Linked DNA regions of Mus musculus: region 1 is linked to region 2. The links are chromatin loops, found by intact Hi-C in ENCODE. Cell type or tissue: left cerebral cortex. All regions are shown on one strand. Each heading gives the region's core, and the rest is flanking DNA. Links, peaks and the distances in the headings are about the cores only.

Region 1 (10,498 bases), core at 3,191-7,190, 55 kb after region 2:
CCTAAACACATGAAACTCAAGAAAAATGAAGACTGAAGTGTGGACACTATGCCCCTCCTTAGAAGTGGGAACAAAACACCCATGGAAGGAGTTACAGAAACAAAGTTTGGAGCTGAGATGAAAGGATGGACCATGTAGAGACTGCCATATCCAGGGATCCACCCCATAATCAGCATCCAAACGCTGACACCATTGCATATACTAGCAAGATTTTATCGAAAGGACCCAGATGTAGCTGTCTCTTGTGAGACTATGCCGGGGCCTAGCAAACACAGAAGTGGATGCTCACAGTCAGCAAATGGATGGATCACAGGGCTCCCAATGGAGGAGCTAGAGAAAGTACCCAAGGAGCTAAAGGGATCTTCAACCCTATAGGTGGAACAACATTATGAACTAACCAGTACCCCTGAGCTCTTGACTCTAGCTGCATATGTATCAAAAGATGGCCTAGTCGGCCATCACTGGAAAGAGAGGCCCATTGGACACGCAGACTTTGTGTGCCCCGGTACAGGGGAACGCCAGGGCCAAAGGGGGGGAGTGGGTGGGTAGGGGAGTGGGGGTGGGTGGGTAAGGGGGACTTTTGGTATAGCATTGGAAATGTAAATGAGCTAAATACCTAATAAAAAATGGAAAAAAAAAAAAAAAGAAGAAGAAAACAAAACAAACAAACAAATAAACAACCACTATATACTGCCAAAAAAAAAAAAAAAAAGATTCAATTCCTGTCTCATTTCAATGTTGTTTTGAGGAGTGAAGCGTTGTGAGCACCCTGGTGTTCTGCTGACCTTGACAGGATAGCCTCGGGACTCCCTAGTAACTTCCTGAGTTACAGAGGAGCCAAGGAGTTCAGGAGTCACGGTTGCTGCCTAGACTTGCAGGGGCCTGGAGTTCTGGGCTGGAAACCTCCCCAGCAGCCATCATGTGGTTTTGCTTGGAGCTTTTCCCTGTCCTGGTTCCCTCCTGGCACCCTCTATCACTCTCATCTAACAAATTGAATTGCTGGGCTCTCTGGTTTGGTTTCTGGGTTAAGGCTTGTTTGACCTTGTTTGTTCTAAAGTGCTTTCTGTGTAGTGCTCATTTCTGGCTATGCCTGGGTGACCTCTGTTTTAAAGATGACATTCTATTCTGTTTCCTTTGTTTTGTTTTCTAACTCTTATTGTTGCCATGGGTGTCACAGCCCCGTTCCTGGTGACAGCCCCTTGGGATCTGTTCTGACAAATTGGTATGACTATACTTACACATCTACAAGGAAAAAAAATTATATATCGGTTTGATATCTCTTACCCCATACCTTTTGCTTCTGAAATGGCTATTATGGGGTTAACATATCAAGATTTTTCACTCTTTGTATTTTCTCTTCTGCTTTTTTTCTTATATAAGATAATTAACTGCCTAAGGTCACTGATAGTTCTGTTATCTTGGTCAGCTCTGACTGGACTGTAACATTCTGTAACTTACAGACTGCTGTGAGACAAAGAAAAAACTATGTAAAAGAGCCTTTACAAACATCCAAGCTCCAAGCTGCAGATTGGACTCTTGGGAAACAGAGACAGGAGGGCAGATCTCTGTGACTTTGAGGTCAGTCTGGTTTAGTGCATTCTAGGACACCCAGAACTAGAAAGAAAGAAAGAAAGAAAGAAAGAAAGAAAGAAAGAAAGAAAGAAAGAAAGAAAGAAAGAAAGAAAGAAAGAAAGAAAGAGAAAAAAGAAAGAAAGGAAGAGAGAAAACAAAACAACAAATCAAACAAACAAACAAAAACAATACAGAGTATGAAGCAGGTAGACAGAAGACAGCAGATACCAGCCAGCCTTGTGGCCCACCCAAAGCAGGATCCACGACAACATGCAAGCATGTTCCATGACAGAGATGGGATAGAAAGAAAAGCAGAACACTTTGAGTATTGAGAGTCAGCAGGTGAAGAGGATGAAGAGGGATAGCCCGTTGGGAGTATCCTGTCCTGTCATCTGAGGCCATGGTGAATTCTTGGCCTGTGCTACTGCTGAAAGCCACGTCTGGGTCTGTGGCCATGCATCAACAGTGATATGTGTTGACATCATGGCTCACATTACCACTAAAGGCCTTGCAGATGTTCCTGATCTCTGCTGCCATCTGAGACCATGTTGATGTCCAAGGGCTGTGCAGCGATGGCCCTGTCCCTCACTGGCTGTAGCACTCTGAATAGATGGCTGAAGCACTGGGGAGTATGGGCCCTGCATGCACCTAGCCTAGGCAGCAGAGTAGAGCTCACTCTGGTGGCATGAGCACAAGACAGCTGGCCCTGCCACTTGTTCGCTTTGTGGTGGTATGGCTGAGGGACAGATGCCTCTCCCCACCTCATTCCTCGGCTGCTGGCAACAGAGCTGGTCCAGAGGTCATAAGAGTGAGAGACCTAGACCTGCCCTTTGTAGGCTGCAACACTCAGGAAAACAGGCTCACATCTCACCTGGGAAGTAAGTACATTAGAGCTAACTCTGGTAGCATGGGCACAAGTGAGCTGGTCCCCAAGGGTGTGAGAGTAGGAGAGCTGGCCCTGACTCTTGCTTGCTGTGGCATTTGGTTGCTTGCTGTACCAACTCAGCTACTGCCCAGGTCCAGATGCAGGGCTTTGAGTTGCCCAACCCAACATCTTACCTCATCTATGAACTGCAAGAACATTTGAAGGGGCTGGTCCAAAATTGCAGGACCTCCATGATAGATGGCAATGACAGGATATTCAAGAGGTGTCCCAATGATGATCCAGTTTTGATAGGGTAGCAGAAGCCAGAGGCCTCAAACCAGACCAATGATTCACTGCAAAGAACATTTACAAGTAAAGATGTGTGGACCAAAGAGTATCCTGTGCAGCACGCTGTGACACATTTCAGCCTCCTCAGTGAGATTTTGTTTGTTTTGTTCATTTTGTTTTATTTTATTTTATTTTTGTTCTTTATTTTCTTTGGGGGGCGTTTTGCAAGGGCAGAGAACAGATATGAAGGGACTGGCAGATGAGGGGGACTGGGGTGCATGATATAAAATTCATAGAAAATTAATAAAAAAATAAAAAACCTTCAAGCAGCAAAGAAGCCTGGCTGGGAAGATAATAGAGAAGAACCTTATAACTTAGCAGTGTGTGGCCAGGGAATCTTAACTCTTGGCATGGTGTCATAAGTAGGATTTGGATTCAACTCTTGTTCAGGAAGTTGATAAACTTATTTATTTTATTACTGTGTCTCATTACATTAAGGGGAGAAATAAAACAAAAAGAAACAACTGTGTAGGAAAGATAGATAGAGGAGACAATATAAGAATATAAAGCTGGGCAGTGGTGGCACACGCCTTGAATCCCAGCACTTGGGAGGCAGAGGCAGGAGAGATTTCTGAGTTTGAGGCCAGCCTGGTTTACAGAGTGAGTTCCAGGATAGCCAGGGTTATACAGAGAAACGCTGTCTTGAAAACAAAAACAAAAACAAAAACAAAAAAACAAAAAAACAAAAAATAAATAAAATTAATAAAAAATTAAAAAAAGGAATATAAGCAGATGCATTTTGGGTTTTTTCGGTAAGGCAAATTAAAAAGAAAAGAAAATACTTTTTTAAGACTGAAGGGTTTTGTTTGGTAAAATAAGATTTCATTCCAAGATAAGCATGACTAGATTTTTCCAAAGGTTAAAAGGAAAGATGAGAGAAAAATCAGAACCCTTAACTCTATTGCAGAAGATTCAAGTAAATCAAAAAGGGTAGATAGAAGACAAGACACAAAGATGCTGTATGTATGGTAACTAAAGGATATCAAAATTGCAAGGGTCAAAGTTCAACATGCTGACGCTAAAATATAGTTCTCTTTAAAGTCCATGAAAGTCTCTTAAGACTGTGTGAATTCTCTGAATTTCTACAATGTTGTATACCAAAAAAAATTAATTTTAATGAAAATATGAAGAAGCCTATATGTGTTGGCTACAAAGAAAGTCTGCGGGAGGGAGTTTCATGCAGGAGCAGGACGGAGCTGTGCAAGACACGATGCCTGTTCTCAAGTTCAATATCACCTTTCCTGAGAAGAAAATACTTCTCAAGCTTCTCTGCCAAAGAAAAGAATTAGAATAAAAGGTTAATTTCTACAGCAGAATATCCAGTCACTGACAGAATTAGAGCCATTCTGTAAGAGATGAGGCTACCTTAATGTGTGGTGGGACTCCCTGTAGACCAGGACAAGTTTGCTCAACACTGTGTAAATATTATTGTCCCGGTGGGTGAGCACTCCTGCCCACAAGTGTCCAGGAAAACAGAGGGACTAGAGAGGACAAAAGCATATTTGTGTAGGTAAGAGGTGGATAACCTGTTCCAAGTGACTGCCAGAGTCAAGAACCTGTCATTTTATCTTTGTCCACATTTCTATTAGGATACCCAAATTAGCAACAGTGTTTCCTGGCTCTCCCCATAAGAAGTAGGTGCCACACCTGGAGATGGCTGTTACTTTCTTATGCTTTGTATCTCCCCTAAGCATTAGGCCTCAAGGTTGTATACGCAATGCTTTTATCTTCTTAATTTTCACTACAGGCTCGTTCAGCTAAGTTCTCCTTATGAGACCTGGAATACCCCTGTACTTTTCAAAACACCTTAGTTCCACGAATTAACAAAGGTTTGTTGTTGTTTGTTTGTTTGTTTGTTTGTTTTTTTGTAAATGTCTCAACTAATCCTTTTTAAAGCACAGCTCCAGTCTAAAGGTTACTAACTTGTGGGTAGAAATGGTGGTGACGAACAGATATTTCCCTTGATTTTCTGTTGTTTGGTTTTAGCTTGTTTTTCTCAAGTGGTATGTTTATGAATGGTTCGCATATAATGTCAATACAGACATAAGGTGGAGGCTCACCCCAGGCCAGCTCTTGTCTCTGTTGTCACTGTCCTGTCTGCTCTGCACAATGCTCTGATCTTTACCCATTCCTCTGTTCATTTTGTGACTGCTGCAAAGAGTGCCAACCTCTTTGAACATCCAAAGACATGTTTGTGTCATTTTGACACTGGCGCCACAGAGATCAAGGCATTTACACTTCTCCAACACAACAAGCAGCTGAACTATTAAATTCAGTCACTTTTATTTTCTGAGGAAAATAACTATATATATTTTTGGAAGCCTCTTACACACATTGCACTGGAATACAAACTGCAGTTTTGATCACCAATGTGCTGCATGCCTTTAGAATACAAATTAAACATTGAGCTCCCTCTAGTGACAATAATATGGATGCATTTAAAAGCAGTATGGCTTGTATATACTTTGCATTCAATTATTTTTAATCTTATTTCATTTTGTTTTACACAATAGAAGGTTTTGAGGGAGACAGAAATCTTGCGTTCCAGAACTACATCCTGAGATCTCATACATTTTTTCCTCCTGCTTTAAATTTCTAGTTTAATAGCTTTCTGATTGTAAAAGGGTACTTTGATTGAAATTTATTGACTTAAGCTTTTAAAATTTGTTGAGATGTTTTGTACCATAACAAGATCTACACTGTAGAATGTTTCATGTGCATTAAGAATGTATATTCTGCTATTGATGAATAGAACAGTCTGTATAGGCCTGTTAGGTCCTTTCATTTTAAAGTATAGCTTCAGTCTGATGTTTCCTTCTAGTTTCTCTATCCGGATGATATACCCAGTGTCTCCTATTATTAGTATAATAAAATGTATACCTCCTTCCTGATATTCCAATATTTATATTATGTGCTTAGTTGCACTGATGTTGAGCATATATGCATTCATAACATTATTCTTCCAGATATACTCCTTTATCATTATGTAATGATCTTCTTTTATCTCATTTTTATAGTTTTGATTTCTATATATTTTTACGTGTTGTATATATTGGTACCCTCACTTTTCCTTTTCCTTAGGGTCCTTCCTCCCTGTCATACCTTAAAAAAATACAGATATTTTTATTGTATATTTTTTTATTTACATTTTAAATGTTATCCCTTTTCCAGGTCTCCCCTCCAGAAACTCCCTATCTGCTCCCCTCCCCCTACCTCTATGAGGGTGCTCCCCCACCTACCCACCCACTCCTGCCTTCCTGTCCTGTCATTCCCCTATACTGGGGCACCTAACCCCCTCAAACCCAAGGGCTGATCCTCCCACTGATGTCCAACAAGGCCATCCTCTGTCACATATGCAGTCAAAGCCATGGGTCCCTCCATGTGTACTCTTTGGTCCAATCCCCAGGAGCTCCAGGGCATCTGGCCAGTTGACACTGTTGCTCCCTCCATGAGGCTGCAAACCCCCTCAGCTTCTTCAGTCCCTTCTCCAACTCCTCCATCGGGGACCCTGCACTCAGTCCAATAGTTGGCTGCGAGCATCCACCTCAGTATTTGTCAGGCTCTGGTAGAGCCTCTCAGGAGACAGCCATATCAGGCTCCTGTGAGCAAGCACTTTACGGGATCTGCAATAGCATCTGTGTTTGGTGACTGTATATGGAATGGATCCCCAGGTGGGCAGTCTCAGATTTTTTAAAGATTTATTTATCTGTTCTATATAATGAGTTCACTGTTGCTCTCTTCAGATATACCAGAAGAGGGCATCAGATCCCATTGCCAATGGTTGCGAGCCACCACGTGATTGCTGGGAATTGAACTCAGGATGTCTGGAAGAGCAGTCAGTATGCTTAACCACTGAACCATCTTTCCAGTGCCCCCTCCCCCCGCATCATACCTTTTAAAACTCAGTTTAAATATTATCTCATTAAAGTATTAGCTACTTTTCTGTTTACTGAGACAAAATACATGGCAGAAGCAATGACTGAGAGAATGATTTGTTCTGGCTCACTGTGTCAGGGCATCTCAGCAGATCATAGCAGGGAAGGCTCAGTGGGGCATGTTGTAAGAGTTTTCTTTTATGAAGCAGACCAAGAAGCAGAAATAGCAGCCTGTACCAGAAACAGGTATAACCTTCAAAGCCCTGTCCCCAGTTACCCATTTTCTCCACCTTCTACTGGGTTCCCAGTCTTTGAAATAATTACAGATGCTGAGAGCATGTGGAAGGTATTTATGACTCACCCTATACCATGTTGCCACAGGCACCCCTGAGCTCAGTGTCATCCCATGCAAAGTACATCGGGTGCAGCTTCAAGGGCCCCAGCAGTCTTAACATGATTCAAAAGTCTCAAGTTCCATGTCTCTACTCAGACTGAGGGTTCTTTTAGCTGTGATCCTCTGTGAAGCAAAACCAAAACCAAAACCAAAACCAAAACCAAAACCCAAACCAAAAGAATGAATAGCTTTCTTTCTCAGTATGTAGAACAAGTGGTCATTACTTTCCCAGAGGGCCGTCATTCTCATCTGAAACCTCACCAGTGCAGTCTACACTCTTCATATTCCCACCAGCACTGTGGTCTTCCAAAGACCCACTGGGATTTCCTATTAAGCTCTGCTTAGAGTCTGTTAAAGTTTCTCTAGCCCATACCTCCAAACTCTTCCATTTTTTCTTGCAAGCCAGTCCCAGGGCCCAGCACTCACAGCTTTATAGCAGTATGAACCGTTAACTCCTCGAAACAATTTTGAGTATCAGTTACTGTTGTGTTTTATCTCAGCGGGCCCTGCCAAGGTGTAGCCCTGAACAGTTAAGCCGTGCACATGCCTAGTATAAAGGAAGTTTATTTGGGACCTGGAGAAGGGGATAGAGACTGAGAAGGGAGGGGGACAGAAAAGGACAGAGAGGGAGAGGAGAGGGGAAGAAAAAAAGAAGGGAAGAGGCCGGCTAGGGACATGTGGGGAAGAGAGAGAGAGGGAAGGAGAAAGAGTAGATGGAAAGAGAGAGGAAGAGAGAGGAAGTGAAAGATAACATAGGGAGAGAGACAGAAAGACAGAAAGAGACTGAGATAGAGACACACAGATGGAAGCCAAACAGCCCTTCTTATAGTGAGCAGGCTCCTACCTGGCTGTTGCTAGGTAACTGTTAGGCAGAGCCTAGACGAAATGCCAACATTCCTCTATTTGAGTTTAATTTAAAAATGAGGAACTAGAAAGAAGGGATGGTGGGGCAGAAATGGGGTCGTCGTGTTCTTTAATTACTTCCTGCTGACGTTGGGGTGATCACTGTGTCTTTTGGGAACCTAAGAAAACTGGGAACGGGCTGTTGGTCAAGTCGCGGGAGAGCTGGCTGTTTCATTGCTGCCCAGGGTCTGTGGAATCATCTGAGGCTAGGAAAGTGCAGGTGCAGTAGAAGTGTCTGTGAAGGTAGAGCAGATTTTGAGAAAATGCCTGGACTTTGCAAGAAACTGAAATACATACATATTAGAGACAGAAAATAAAGTTTAAGTAAGTTTGGGAACAAATCTTTTTCTTGGGTATGTATTTGAAGCCTTTAGGCTCATGGTCTTGGTGGTTGGGGGGAGGAGAATCCCCAAACCAGGGAACAGGGGGAGGGTGGGAACCTGTGGCGTTGTGGGTCCTGTGTCTGCTCTGCCACAGGACATGGACGTTGGGGAGGAGGAACAAGCACCATGGCAGAGCTGGTTCAGGGGTCCCCAGGCCAGCGATGAGGCCGGGGCCATCTGGTTCTCAGGCTCTTGGACACGCAGGCATCCCTGGGAGCCTGAGAAGAGCAGAGAACAGAGTGGGGGCCTGTAGGCAGGATCTAGCCTGGGGTCGGGGGGAAGGGGTAGCTTCGGCTGGTTCCAAGGGGAGAGTACTTGGCTTGACAGAGGCAGCAGGCTTGGCCTTGGTGGTAGTTGTGGCTAAGAGAGCAGAGAGGCCTTCTACGTGAGATTAGACAGTGGCTTTATAGGTCAAGGCCTTCTCCATGGGTCCCCACAGCAGATCCCGATGAAAAGAGCCAATCCATGGTGTTAAGGCATTTATTTCATGGCAGAAAGTGGATGTGTAAAACCATACCCCACTTCCCAGGGTGGGCCTGAGGTTAAATACCTTTTGCAGGGAGGAGTGTCTGGGCAGGAAAGCTTATTGGCTAAGCCCTCCAGGCCTTTAGGTACCCCATTAAAATGGAGATTTGTCTTGAGCTTACGTGACCACAGGTCATATCCTCTATATGTGGAGGGGCTTGGGGCATTGCCCTTATGTGATTGATGGCTACAAATCTATGGGGGGGGGGGGGGGGAAGGGTCTGTGACTAGTGACAGAGCCTGGAACAGCGAAGCACCTACCATCCCTTCAGTGTTTCTGGGGTTTCAAGCCTTAGCCCAATGAAGAAACAGGCTACCTTTCAGGATCCCACATCCACCCTCTGAAATATGCAACAGGTGGAAACTTAGGGTATTGATTATCAGGGGTCCACTTGATTCATGAGAGGTAGATCTGAATGGATTTCCTGGAGCTTATGGGAACCTTTTTAAGTTTACAAAATAATTGGTCTTACAGATTTAGCCTGAGAAACACCTTAAGTCTATAGTTAAAAGACCACCAAAGGAAACTTAAATTTGTATCTAGGAAAGTGGATCATACAGTGGATTGCTTTGTTAGAGTTAGGCTAATTTATAAGAACTGTGTTGATTAATGTTAGAACTCTGAACTTTTGAAGTTCTAATATAACAGTAGCATAGCGAGGGGAAGAAACCTGAAGCATTTTGTAGCTTATATTATTTTCTATTACCATTTAAAAATTATGACCCCCAACCTTTATGTGTTGCAATTACCAACCTCAATACCTTTTCTTAGACCTTCAAATACATTTTTTTTAGATTCTCATAACTTCCAAGCCTTTATATCCTCAGATCTTGCATACAGTTTACATTTTTTTTTTCCTATCCAATTATGTACACTGAGACATAGGTGGCTGATCACTGGGGAGCAGTTTTTTTGTTTTTGTTTTTGTTTTTTGGATAGAGGTGTAGCAGAAAGATATATATACAAAGGGTTACATCTGAAACTTGTGTATCTTTTATCACGAAGCTTTTGAGCAAGACAAACCTGTTTGCCTTTTAGGTAAGTCTTAAACTGGTAGTCTTAACTAGCTAATGGACTGACTAACGATCTAACACAGTGGTAGATTACCTTGGGATTAATAGCTTGTCTGTTCTCTAGCTATCAAGCTGCAGTTAGCTTAGTTTTCACTGTAATCAGGAACCTGAGAAGGATAAAGTGCAATTTAGATGTCATATATTAGTTAAAAGGACAGAGGTTAGTCTATAGTCCACTACCTAAACACTTCTCCCAGGTTCCTGTGGTCTCCATCACAACTCTGGCCATTAGGCCCTGAAGGTGAGAGGTTTTCTGTGGAAGAAGAACATGGGAGAGATGGCTTTATCTCAACTTAAGCAATATAAGACATTCAAATGTCCAGCATTCTCTGTTGGTCCACAGTTTAGGCTGAGCCCTGGCAGTGAGCAAGTCAATGGGGCAGTTCTTCCCAGTGGTTGGCACACCACAATTCAGATGAGTCCTTTATTATGGTGCCCATGTCTTTTTGGAGACCTTGGGAGGGGGGCGTCACTGTTAGGATTTGGGAGTTTCTTTCTGTCATAGTAAGCTTAAACATTTAATGCCACATTCAGCAGTTCTCTGATAGGACTGAGAGCT
Region 2 (10,498 bases), core at 2,860-6,859:
CTTGTTTCCTCTCTACTTTTTTTTTCCTCAGCCAGGAGCTGATGATGCACATCTTTAATCCCAGCAGTCAGGAGGCAGAGACAGGTGGATCTCTGAGTTTGAAGTGAGCCTGGTGTACCACAGAGTGAGTTCTAGGACAGCCTGGGCTACACAGAGAAACTGTGTTCAGGAAAAAAAAAATTTACACAGAGATCTAGTCATATATAGTGTCAGATATTTTAAGGACACAGAGAGCACAAACACTGGTCTTTTTGGATAAAAGAAATAAGACCTTAATGTTGACTTCTAATCCTTATTTACCAACTGCATCTCTAGAAACTAGTTTCAGTATCCCGTCATTCAGTCAAAAGCTGTAGTAGCCTCTGAACTCAATGCTGTTGTTTTTAGATTACTTCAAAACAGAATCCTCAAATTACCTTTCATCTCTCATCAACAATTTCAATGTCTGGAAGGGTTAATACCATACATATTAGCTGTGTTTATTAGGGCTTTCTAAATGACAGATGTTATTTCACAGGACTAAGGCGAAATTGTTTATCCCAGAGGGCTGATAAATGGAACCTTGAGAGAGAGGCTCCAACCTGCCTTTGATAGCTCATTTCTATTGTCAATGTGACTTAGTCTCAGGAATTTTCTAGATCAGATTATTTGAAGCATGAAAACGTATCTTAATTGTGGGCCACACCTTCTACTAGAAGGCCTGATAAAAGAACATGAAAGGAAATTTGCTTTCTAGTCTGTTTGTCTTCATTTTGCTGGCAAGTTCCTGTACTATCCTGTTGCCGAAACATTCCTTCACTGATCTTAGAACCAGCTTCTTCCGGCTGGAGAGATGGCTCAGCGGTTAAGAGCACTGACTGCTCTTCCAAAGGTCCCAAGTTCAAATCCCAGAAACCACATGATGGCTCACAATCATCCATAATGAGATCAGATGCCCTCTTCTGGGGTGTCTGAAGACAGCTACAGTGTACTTTCATATAATAAATAAATGAATCTTTAAAAATAAAATAAAATGAAATAAAAGAACCAGCCCCTTCAGGGTGTTCACCATAGACAGCAGCAGCAGCTCTCCAGAATCTTTCAGGAATCCAGTCCCAGCCTGGGAGTGCTGAGATATCCAGCTCCATAGTCTATGGACTAAACAACTATCAGATTCGCCACTTATCCAGCCTGAAGCAGCCTTTGTTGAACTACCTGGACCATGTAAGCCAATCTACTACATTCCTTTAATAACCATTCCATCAGTTCTGTTCATTTAGAGAACTTAATACACTACCCCAGCTAGTACAAAGTTACACTAAGTACCAAATACACTACCCAGGATAGTACAAAGTTACATTGACCATACAATACACTACCCAGGATAGTACAACACTACACTATCTAATGCTCTACCCTAGGACAGTACAAAGTTACATTAAGTATACAATACACTACCACAGAATAGTACAAAGTTGTTAAGAGACACCAACCTTTCCTAGCTCTTAAAACAAAACAAAACCAAAAATCTGCCTTAATAGCAACTAGTACTATTAGATTTCTATTTGTTTTGTTTTGCTTTGTTTTTAAGATGGAATATTTTATTTAAAGCCCATCAGTGAAATGGACAGCTTGTATCTATGACAAATTATTCATGTTTAAAGTCAGTAACTGTATGCCCAGACTACAACGTTCTGAGTTGAAGCAGAATAAACTTCCTTGTAAAAGTTGCACCTTTGTGAAATTTAATTTAGTATTCAGCTTCTTCCTCACCCTCTCTCCTCAACAGAATCCACACCAATTTCCTCATAATCCTTCTCTAGGGCAGCCATATCCCCATGGGCCTCTGAGAACTCCCCCTCCTCCATGCCCTCACCAACATAACACTACATGAAGGCATGCTCTGCATTCGCAAGATCAAACTTGTGATCTAGGCAAGCCCAGGCCTCAGCAATGGTTGTGGTGTTGCTAAGCATACACACAGCTCTGTTGGCCAGATACACTGTGGGAGGCTGGTAACTAATGCCAATCTTAAAAGTGAGTGGGGCACAAGTCCACAAACTGGATGGTACACTTGGTCTTAATGGTAATGGCAGCACTGACATCTTTGGGAGCCACATCTCTGCCGTACAGTAGGCCATGTATTTACGACGCCAACGGATCACTATCTAGTTGGCTGACTAAAAGCAGACATTGGTCATCTCTGCTATAAAGTTCCTCGTAGTAGGCTTTCTAAGCAAAAATGGCAGGAGCATAGTGGCCAGAGGACGTAGATTCTAGGACAGGGCACAAGATTGGTCTGGGATTCTGTCAGGTCAACATTCAAGGTCCCATCAAATCTGAGGGAAGCAGTGACAGAAGACAGTCTGACCTATCATCCTATTTAAGTTAGTGTAAATTGGGTGTTCAATGTTGAGATTTCTATAACAGATGTCACAGATGGCCCCATTATCTACCACGAAGGTACAATCAGAGTGCTCCATCCAGGGTGGTATGGATGGTGAGGATGGAATTGTAGGGCTCAACTACAGCAGTGGAAACTTTGGGGGGTTGAGTAATGTAGAACTCCAGCTTCAACTTCTTTTCATAACCAATAGAGAGCCACTCCATCAGCAGGGAGATGAATTCACAGCCTGATCCCCTGCCAAAGCCATGGAAAAAGGAGAAACCCTGAAGCTCTGTACACTGGTCAGCCAGTTTGAGAGTCCTGTCAAGACAAGGTTAATGATATCCTTGCCAATGGTGTAGTTGCCAGGGGCACAGTTATAGGCAGCATCTTCCTTGCCTGTGATGAGCTGAGCTGCTCAGGGTAGAAAAGCTGGCAGTAGGTACCAGTGCGCAATTCATCAATAGCTATGCATTCCAGGTCTACGATCACTGCCCAGGGCACATGCTTGCTAGTGCCTGTCTCACTGAAGGAGATCCTCAAAGAGTCATCTCTTCCCCAATGATCATGTCACTTGGCATGTGGCCATCAGGTTAGATGCCATTTTCCTAGCAGTAGAGCTGCCAGTAGGCATTTCCCATCTGGACATCAGCCTGGCCAACATTTATGGAGATGCACTCACACATGGATGCTACTTGAGGCTGCTGAATGAATGGGGGAAGACAAGGAAGCAGTACTTCTTATAGCTTGACTCTTAAAAGGTCTCTAATGATACATTTAACTATAATAATGTAGCAAACACGGTTTCTTCTCTCCCAACACTAAACTGTAGCAAACACTTTTCACTCCCTCCCCTAAATTTCTCTGCACAGAGATAAGAGGATGGATGGTATTTACCACATAGCCTCAGAGTAAGAATTCCAAGCTCTCCCCTTACCGCTCAACAGTACCCCAAAGGTGTCAGGAGACTTTCAGAGGGTTATTTTCTAAAAGAAATGTAGCTCCCCAAGAGGCTTCAAATTTTCACTCCAGCCTGCTTTTTACAATACTCAAAGTGGACGATGTGTACATACACAACAATCTGTCTAGAACATAGAATCCAGCAGTCTTTGGCATAAAACTTTTCTAGATCTAGAATTTAAAGTCTCCTTACAAACTCAGGAGGTTGGGCAGACCTAGGTCGTTGCTATTACAGCAGGAGTCTGATTTCTCTGCACCTCACATTCTTTTTTAACCTCTTCTGTGAAGGTTATTAAATACACACGACATTTATCTATATCACATAAAATAAGCTCTGTGATTTGTATTGATGACAGTCACAAATACTGTGACTTGTGGCTCACATTAGTAAAGAAAGCAATGTTAGTATTTTTAGAAATGATATTAATATCCTTTCCACCCAAGTTAATGTTTCACCTAAATTCTATGAGCCTCTATTAAACAAGTCTTTATCAGTTTATTCTGTAACATTCACACATGTAAAGCCAGTTCCCAGAGTCCTTACTAAACGTAACATTTCATCCCATCCAGTTTCTTGTACTTTTGATCTTATTCTGTAATTCCCCGAAGTGTTGGTCAATTGTTCTGAATCTAGAACATACGTTCATTCATCTTTGAAACTATTGTTTTTCTCACCGTAAGAAACTTTCATCATAATTTGAGTATAAAACTGCCACTTCCTAAATTTCTCCATTCTAACATGGCTTTACATCACTCATACCTTAGTAAGTCACGACCCACTGTCACTACATGACACATTCTTCTCCACTTCCCTTCAAGCCAGTAACTTATGTTATTAGATTTTTAAAAGATCAAAAATTCAAAGGAGGCTCTTCACAGATTTTCAAATTTACCATTTACATGTAACCGACTCACCGCCGGCCTAGCCACTCTCGCCGTCCTGTGACCCGCGCGGTCCAGGAACAAGAAGAGGGGACAAGAAAAGAGCGGGGTCCACGGAGCTCCGAGCAGCGCCGGCCCAGCGGGCGGCGGCCGAGGAGCACACGCTGCAGAGCCAGCTCCGACCCATCCCGGGGGGAAAGTCACCTGAAATGACCGGCCAGGGAGCAGCGGCAGCACCACACAGGCATGGAGAGCGGCTGCCGTCCTCCGGGAGGGCCGACCGCGGGCTGGTCCCGGCGCGCGCTCTGCCTGCACCGCGGCTCACAGGCGCGGGAGTCTGTCCCCGGCCAGCGGCTTCCGCTCCTCCCCGCCGGCGGCAGGGCGGCGCAGCGAGTGATGAGCGCCGCGCTGGGGGCGGGACCGGGCGCTGCGACGGCGACGCGCGGCTCCGCCCACCAGGTGCGGCGCGTGGACGAGGCCGCCGATTGGTGGAGTCGCGGCGAGGGGCGGGTCCACGGAGAGGGATGCGCAGGGCCGCGGCGCTGCGGTCCGGGTCCTCACGAGGCCTAGGCTCGGGGCTCGGGGTGCGTTCTCGGTGCCCGCTCTTGGGATTGCGGAGCAGAAGAGGGGAGGCTTCTACCTCAGGCCTGCGGGTCTCAGGGAAGTCCGGCCGCGAGAACCTACCTGAGCTCACGTCCTCGCACTGTCTCGGGTGCATCTGGCCTCGGCCCCCGCATCGCGGCCACCCAAAGACTCCCACAAACCTTAGGTGCTCCGGCCGCTCGCCTGGCGCTCCCCCTGGCCATGTTCAGCCTCCCTTCTTAAAGAGCGCCGCTCCACCATTCCCCGGACTGGGCAAGGCCTCACTCAGCCATGCAGAGACTAGTGGGGAAAGGGGCTGGGCCAGAAAAGATGTTTTGAGTCTCTCCAGGTGTCTTTGAGTCAGCACAGGGAGTGCATCCAACTTGGTATTTATCCAAAGTTAAAAGGTGAGGGTGGACACTGTCAGAGCGATTAATCACCTTAATTAATTAATTAATCTGCTCCGACAACGCCTTCACCCATCTCCGTTATTGGGGGGCGGAGGGGAGCAGTTAAAACACTTGTATGTTTATGTCTTTAAAAGAAATTCTCTTTAAGAATGTTGGTTGGAGTCTGCATTTTTTAAAAGAACTCATCCTGGCAGAACATTGGCCCATGCCTTAATTTCAGCCCTGGGAAAGCAGAGGCAGGTGGATCTCCATGAGTTCAAGTCTAGTTTGATCTACATAGGACAGCCAGGACTTTGTAGAGAGACCCTGTCTCAAAAAGAAAGAACTCAGCGTGCCTCCAGGATTCCATATCTAAAAGGTGTATTCACCGGATTTTAAAAATTGTTTTTCTCCTCTTTGAAAATAATGGCAGTATGAGCTCATTTTACGTTTAATGTGTTAACAGTTGTGAAGGAGAAAGGGAAGAAGAAGCTGCGTCTGCCGAGACATTGACTAGAACTGCATTATAGTGGGAAGCTTGGATTGCTGCAGGTCCATCCAGAGGCTAATTACCTTATCTAGGCTAGATCTAGCACTGCAGAACACTAGCTATTTGTCCAACTCTATGTGTGAACTAACGTCTTGTGACTAGAAGATTAAAAACTTTTTGGAATCTATTGACTAAACAGGCCACTAGCTTCCACCAACCAAAAGCTAAGAATGCAATAAGATAACACCCTGAGACTATAGTAACACTTCCCTCATCTTGCTGTACCTGTCTCTCTGGCGTGCTTTAATAAACTATAACAATGGATTTTACACTTACCTTGATTTCTTGTTCTGTGAAACTTCACAGAACTGCTTCCAGTTGGAACATGGAATTTGGGGTAGTTAAAATTGTTCCTGGCCTATAGCCACTAAAAATGGCTCCAGAATAATGTCTTCTTATTCTGTCTAAGAGGAAAGCTGTGGTTTTTTGCAATGTGATGTATAAGACTATGCTTTTTCTAATATTTATACCACTATCCCTTTATACATCTTTTCCCATTAGGTCTTTGTTTTAATTTGTAGGGAATTTTTTCATTTATATTGTTTTTTCAATGGTTGCAGAACAAAAACACCAGATTTCAAATTTACATTGGTTTGTATTTAATGTATTTTGAACAATTATTTTTGGTCTCTCGTGTACCGGGTGTGAGGGGCAGAAATGAGTACATGAGTGCAGATACATACAGAAACCACAGAGGTTATGGGGCAGAAATGAGTGTGTGAGTGCAGATACATACAGAAACCACAGAGGTTATAGAAGAATCCTGGAACAGAAGTTAGAGGCAGTTGGGAGCTCCCCAGTCTCTGTTCCTGGAACCCAACTCTGGCTTTCTGCAAAGCAATTATGTTCTTAATAGTTGAGCTCTCTCTCCAGCCCCTAATGGTTTGAATGTGTCAGAGCTGTAAGAAAACAAATTCCTAGTGTTTAAGCTTTCTGATCTGTAGTCTGGCAGTACAGCAGCCTGAGCCAAGATAGTGTATTTTCCCATTTTCTACAAACAAGTTTTTTAATCATTCAAAACAAACAGTTGCATTTTATATCATCTGGGCAAACCTAGTAATGATCATGCTATAAAAGCCAATAATTTGGTCATATAATACTCAGAACATTCCAGAGGAGAGTCTAGAAATGGTATTATTTTATAGTTTGAAGGTAGAAACCCTTTCAGATTTTTTAATCATCAAGATCATTGCTCTTTTGGTTCCATAAGCAGCTGTGCCTATCTCTGATGAAGCTAAAATTCTCTTCAGTTTTGGCCCTAGACAGGAAGTACTGTGTGGTCACTTCAATGATCACATACAAAACTGGGGGTGGAAGCTCTATTAAAGACTTCAGGTGAATATGAACTAGCCAGTATCCCCAGAGCTCGTGTCTCTAGCTGCATATGTAGCAGAAGATGGCCTAGTCGGCTGTCATTGGGAAGAGAGGTCCCTTGGTCTTGCAAACTTTATATGCCCCAGTACAGGGGAACGCCAGGGCCAAGAAGTGGGAGTGGGTGGGTAGGGGAGCAGGGCGAGGGGAGGGTATAGGGAACTTTCAGAATAGCATTTGAAATGTAAATGAAGAAAATATCTAATAAAAATTTGAAAAAAAAAGACTTCAGGTGAACAAAACTTCAGGTTTGTTTAAGGGACAGAAATCTAACAAAGAGGCTTCCCTCTTAAGTAAACCTTTTAAAGTTTTTGTTAATAGTACAACAATCCAGTTCAGCTGCAGAGAATTTACAGAAAAAGATCAAAATAACTTCATACATCATATTTTATAAGGGTTAGAATAAGAGAGCAAAAGAAGCCTAATGAGGGGTGAGATTCAGAAAAACTACCAAGCCACACAGTAAGATTCCATCGCTGTCTGAACAGAAAGCTGTGTGCCTACTTAGAAAGCTGCACCTGCACTCAGGCTACAGCTATGTCTGACATGCAGGATTTTAATGTGTTTTTTGTTTTCTCTGCTACAAAGTTGGTTTAGGAGGTCAGAACTTTGTTTCTTTGTTCAGTGTTACATAGCAGAATTTGGCTTGTGGTAAACTACACAGGTAACACCCAAGTTAACTCAACAGGGCTAAAGTTGGCTGTGTCTTGAACGAAATGGAAGGAATGAGCCAATTTAGAAGAGACATGTTTTACATGTCTTACATGTTTTATAGCTTATAAACTCAATATGTGGGCATCATTTGCAGTATTATAAGATTAGAGAAAAAACAAAAATTGAGGCACCTCATGTGACAAAATTTTTAAAATAAATTTTAGAAAATGAGAATAGAAGATGTTGGAAGAAATGCATAATAAGAAAGAGTAGGAGTAGCAGGGGGTGGTGGAGCACACCTTTAATCCCAGCACTCGGGAGGCAGAGGCAGGCAGGTCTCAGAGTTCAAGGCCAGCCTGGTCTATACAGGGAGTTCCAGGACTATATAGAGAGTCCCTGCCTTGAAAAACAACAGACAAAACAGAAGGAAGAGGATAAAGGAGTTGTGAGAATTTTGGTTTCTTTGAAAAACACAGAAGTACTATAAGAATATGTTTTCATTTTAATTCCATGTGTGAGATATGGGGTTGCTTTAGATTGTCCACAGCAGTGGACTATGATTTGCCTCTTGCTCTAATAGGGGCATGATTGTCAGCCACAGATATTCTGCAAGTATGTGATGTTTGGATTCTGGGGACTTTTCAGATGGTGTATAAATGTGAGAGCCTCAATGGGGTTGCTGCTGGTGGTGGTGGGTTGTTGGGTGGTTGCTGTTGATTGCTGTTGGTCACGGTTTCTCAGTTTATTAAGTAGTCATGCGCAAAGAAAAAACAACAAGAAATTAGCTATCCAGTCCCCAGCAAGGAACTTGACAATCCTAAACAGCAGGAAGTTTTTTAATGGTAACATCTCTCTCTTTCCCCTCTGTCTTTTTTCCTCCCCTATGTGGTGTTAGGGGGTTGAATGGGTAGAAAAGGGGTATTGAAGGGTAGAAGGGAGAACCCACAGTATAGATAACTAATGCCAGATATAGAAGGAGGAGGAGGAAGAGGGGGGAGGAGGAGGAGAAGAAGAAGAGGAGGAGGAAGAGGAGGAGGAAGGAGGAGGAGAAGAAGAGGAGGAGAAGAGGAGGAGGGAGGAGGAGAAGGAGGAGGGAGGAGGCAGAAGGAGAAGAGGAAGAAGAAGAAGAAGAAGAAGAAGAAGAAGAAGAAGAAGAAGAAGAAGAAGAAGAAGAAGAAGAAGAAGAAAAGGAAGTCTGCATGTGCAGATAGCCAACTGCATACTAAGCAGGAAAAAAAAAACGTGCATGAAAGTACCTTGTGGAATATGCTAAGAAGAGCAGAAGAAGCAAGAGTCTAAAAGCTCTTAAAAGGAATGAGAATCAGACTAGCGTTGGCTTGTCATCAACAGAACTGAGCCTTAGAAGGTATACCCTTGAAAGCTCCCGGTAATAGCTTTGAGCTTGGAGCCTGCTGTCTAGACTAAAGGGCTCCAGGGGTAGTAGGAATAACTGCTGATAGAAAAAAGGGAGTTCCTAGTTATGATAGTATCCTGGGAATATTTTCAGAACCTATTCAAATGATGCTGCCATAAAAGTAGGCTTTAATAACAAAAGTAAAATTGCACTTTGTAATACAATTGAAATGGCTTTGTGACAAAAGATGTCGCAGAATGAACCTTTGCCTGGACAGGGAATGTTGTTTACATAAAGACAAAATAAACATCAAGCTATTTTCAGATTTATATCCTATACAGGCAAGAAACTATTAGTGATTTTGTAGTGCTGGATAGCAGGAAAAGAGCCGTTCTGATGAGAAATGAGCAGTTCTTGGCGGCAGGAATGGGAGGAAACAGTCTCGCACGTTGAGCAGAGTCATGTTTCTTAACGTTGGCTGCATATTAGAATACCAAGGAGCTCCTAAAGCTCACCCTCAATGCTGGAGTCTCAGCACTGCTGCTGGGCCTTCTCCACTGTCAATTAAGTTCAAAAGGTTCCGTGGAAGGGACCTGAGACGCATCATACAAATCATGCAATTCCTGAAACCTCAGCCACTGAATTGACAAAACTGTCAGACCAACCCCTATCTTTTGAGGAGTTTTATTAAACTGTCCTGACTAGCCTGAAAATCTTTGTGCTGACCAGACTGACCTGAGATTACAGCAATCTTCTTTCCTCTGCCTCCTGAGTGCTGGGATTACAGGTATGAACCACATTCCTGTCTCAACTCCCCTTTTCCCACACATTTTCATTTTGATATTTGTAATAAAGTTAAAAATCTGAAAAGGAAAAACTACTCACTCTTTTCCCCCCAAGACTTCTGTTGGTTGTTGGTTGTGGTTGTTGTTGTTTTCAAGATAGGGTTTCTCTGTGCAGCTCTGGCTGTCCTGGAATTCGCTCTGTAAGCCAGGTTGGCCATCAACTCAGAGATCCATCTACTTTGACCCCTGAGTGTTGGAATGAATGGTGGGTACTGCTGTCTGTCTGTCTGTCTGTCTGTCTGCCTGCCTGCCTACCTGCATGCTTGACTTTCTTTTCTTTCTTTCTTATCTTCTGTTTCTTTCTTTTCTTTCTTCCTTCCCTTGCTCCCTCCCTCTCTTCTTTCTTCTTTCAGCAGGGTTTTATATATCTCATGCTGGCCCTAAACTCACTAAACTTACTATGTAACGAAAGAAGATGCTAGATTTCTGTTCCTCCTGCCTTTGCCTCCACAGTGCTGGGATTATACACATATGCCACTACTTATGGTTTATGAAGTGTTAGTGAACCAAACCAGAGCATTTTATATGTGCCAGGCAAGCACTCGA

The links. Hi-C counts contacts between places; a loop is a spot of excess contacts. Peaks named below come from ENCODE experiments on the same cell type or tissue, not always from the same donor. Only the 100,000 strongest peaks of a DNase experiment are listed, where the experiment ranks them.
Region 1: a loop joins it to region 2, with 3 times the contacts of the local background. A loop is called at or near these places in 6 of 42 quality-filtered maps.

Annotation. Positions count from the first base shown.
Region 1 is chr4:16,064,323-16,074,820 of GRCm38, forward strand. No RefSeq gene overlaps it. Among named protein-coding and RNA genes, the nearest start is that of Osgin2, 56 kb to the left of the region's middle. In left cerebral cortex, for the core only: a CTCF peak has its summit at 5,205 (motif pointing left); a DNase peak (open chromatin) is centred at 5,213.
Region 2 is chr4:16,009,276-16,019,773 of GRCm38, forward strand. Osgin2 (oxidative stress induced growth inhibitor family member 2) reads right to left here and starts at 4,613. Exons shown (of 6, transcript NM_145950.5): 1 at 4,412-4,613. The coding sequence starts at 4,455. In left cerebral cortex, for the core only: a CTCF peak has its summit at 4,581; DNase peaks (open chromatin) are centred at 2,879, 4,673 and 5,377; H3K4me3 peaks cover 2,434 bases; H3K27ac peaks cover 1,077 bases.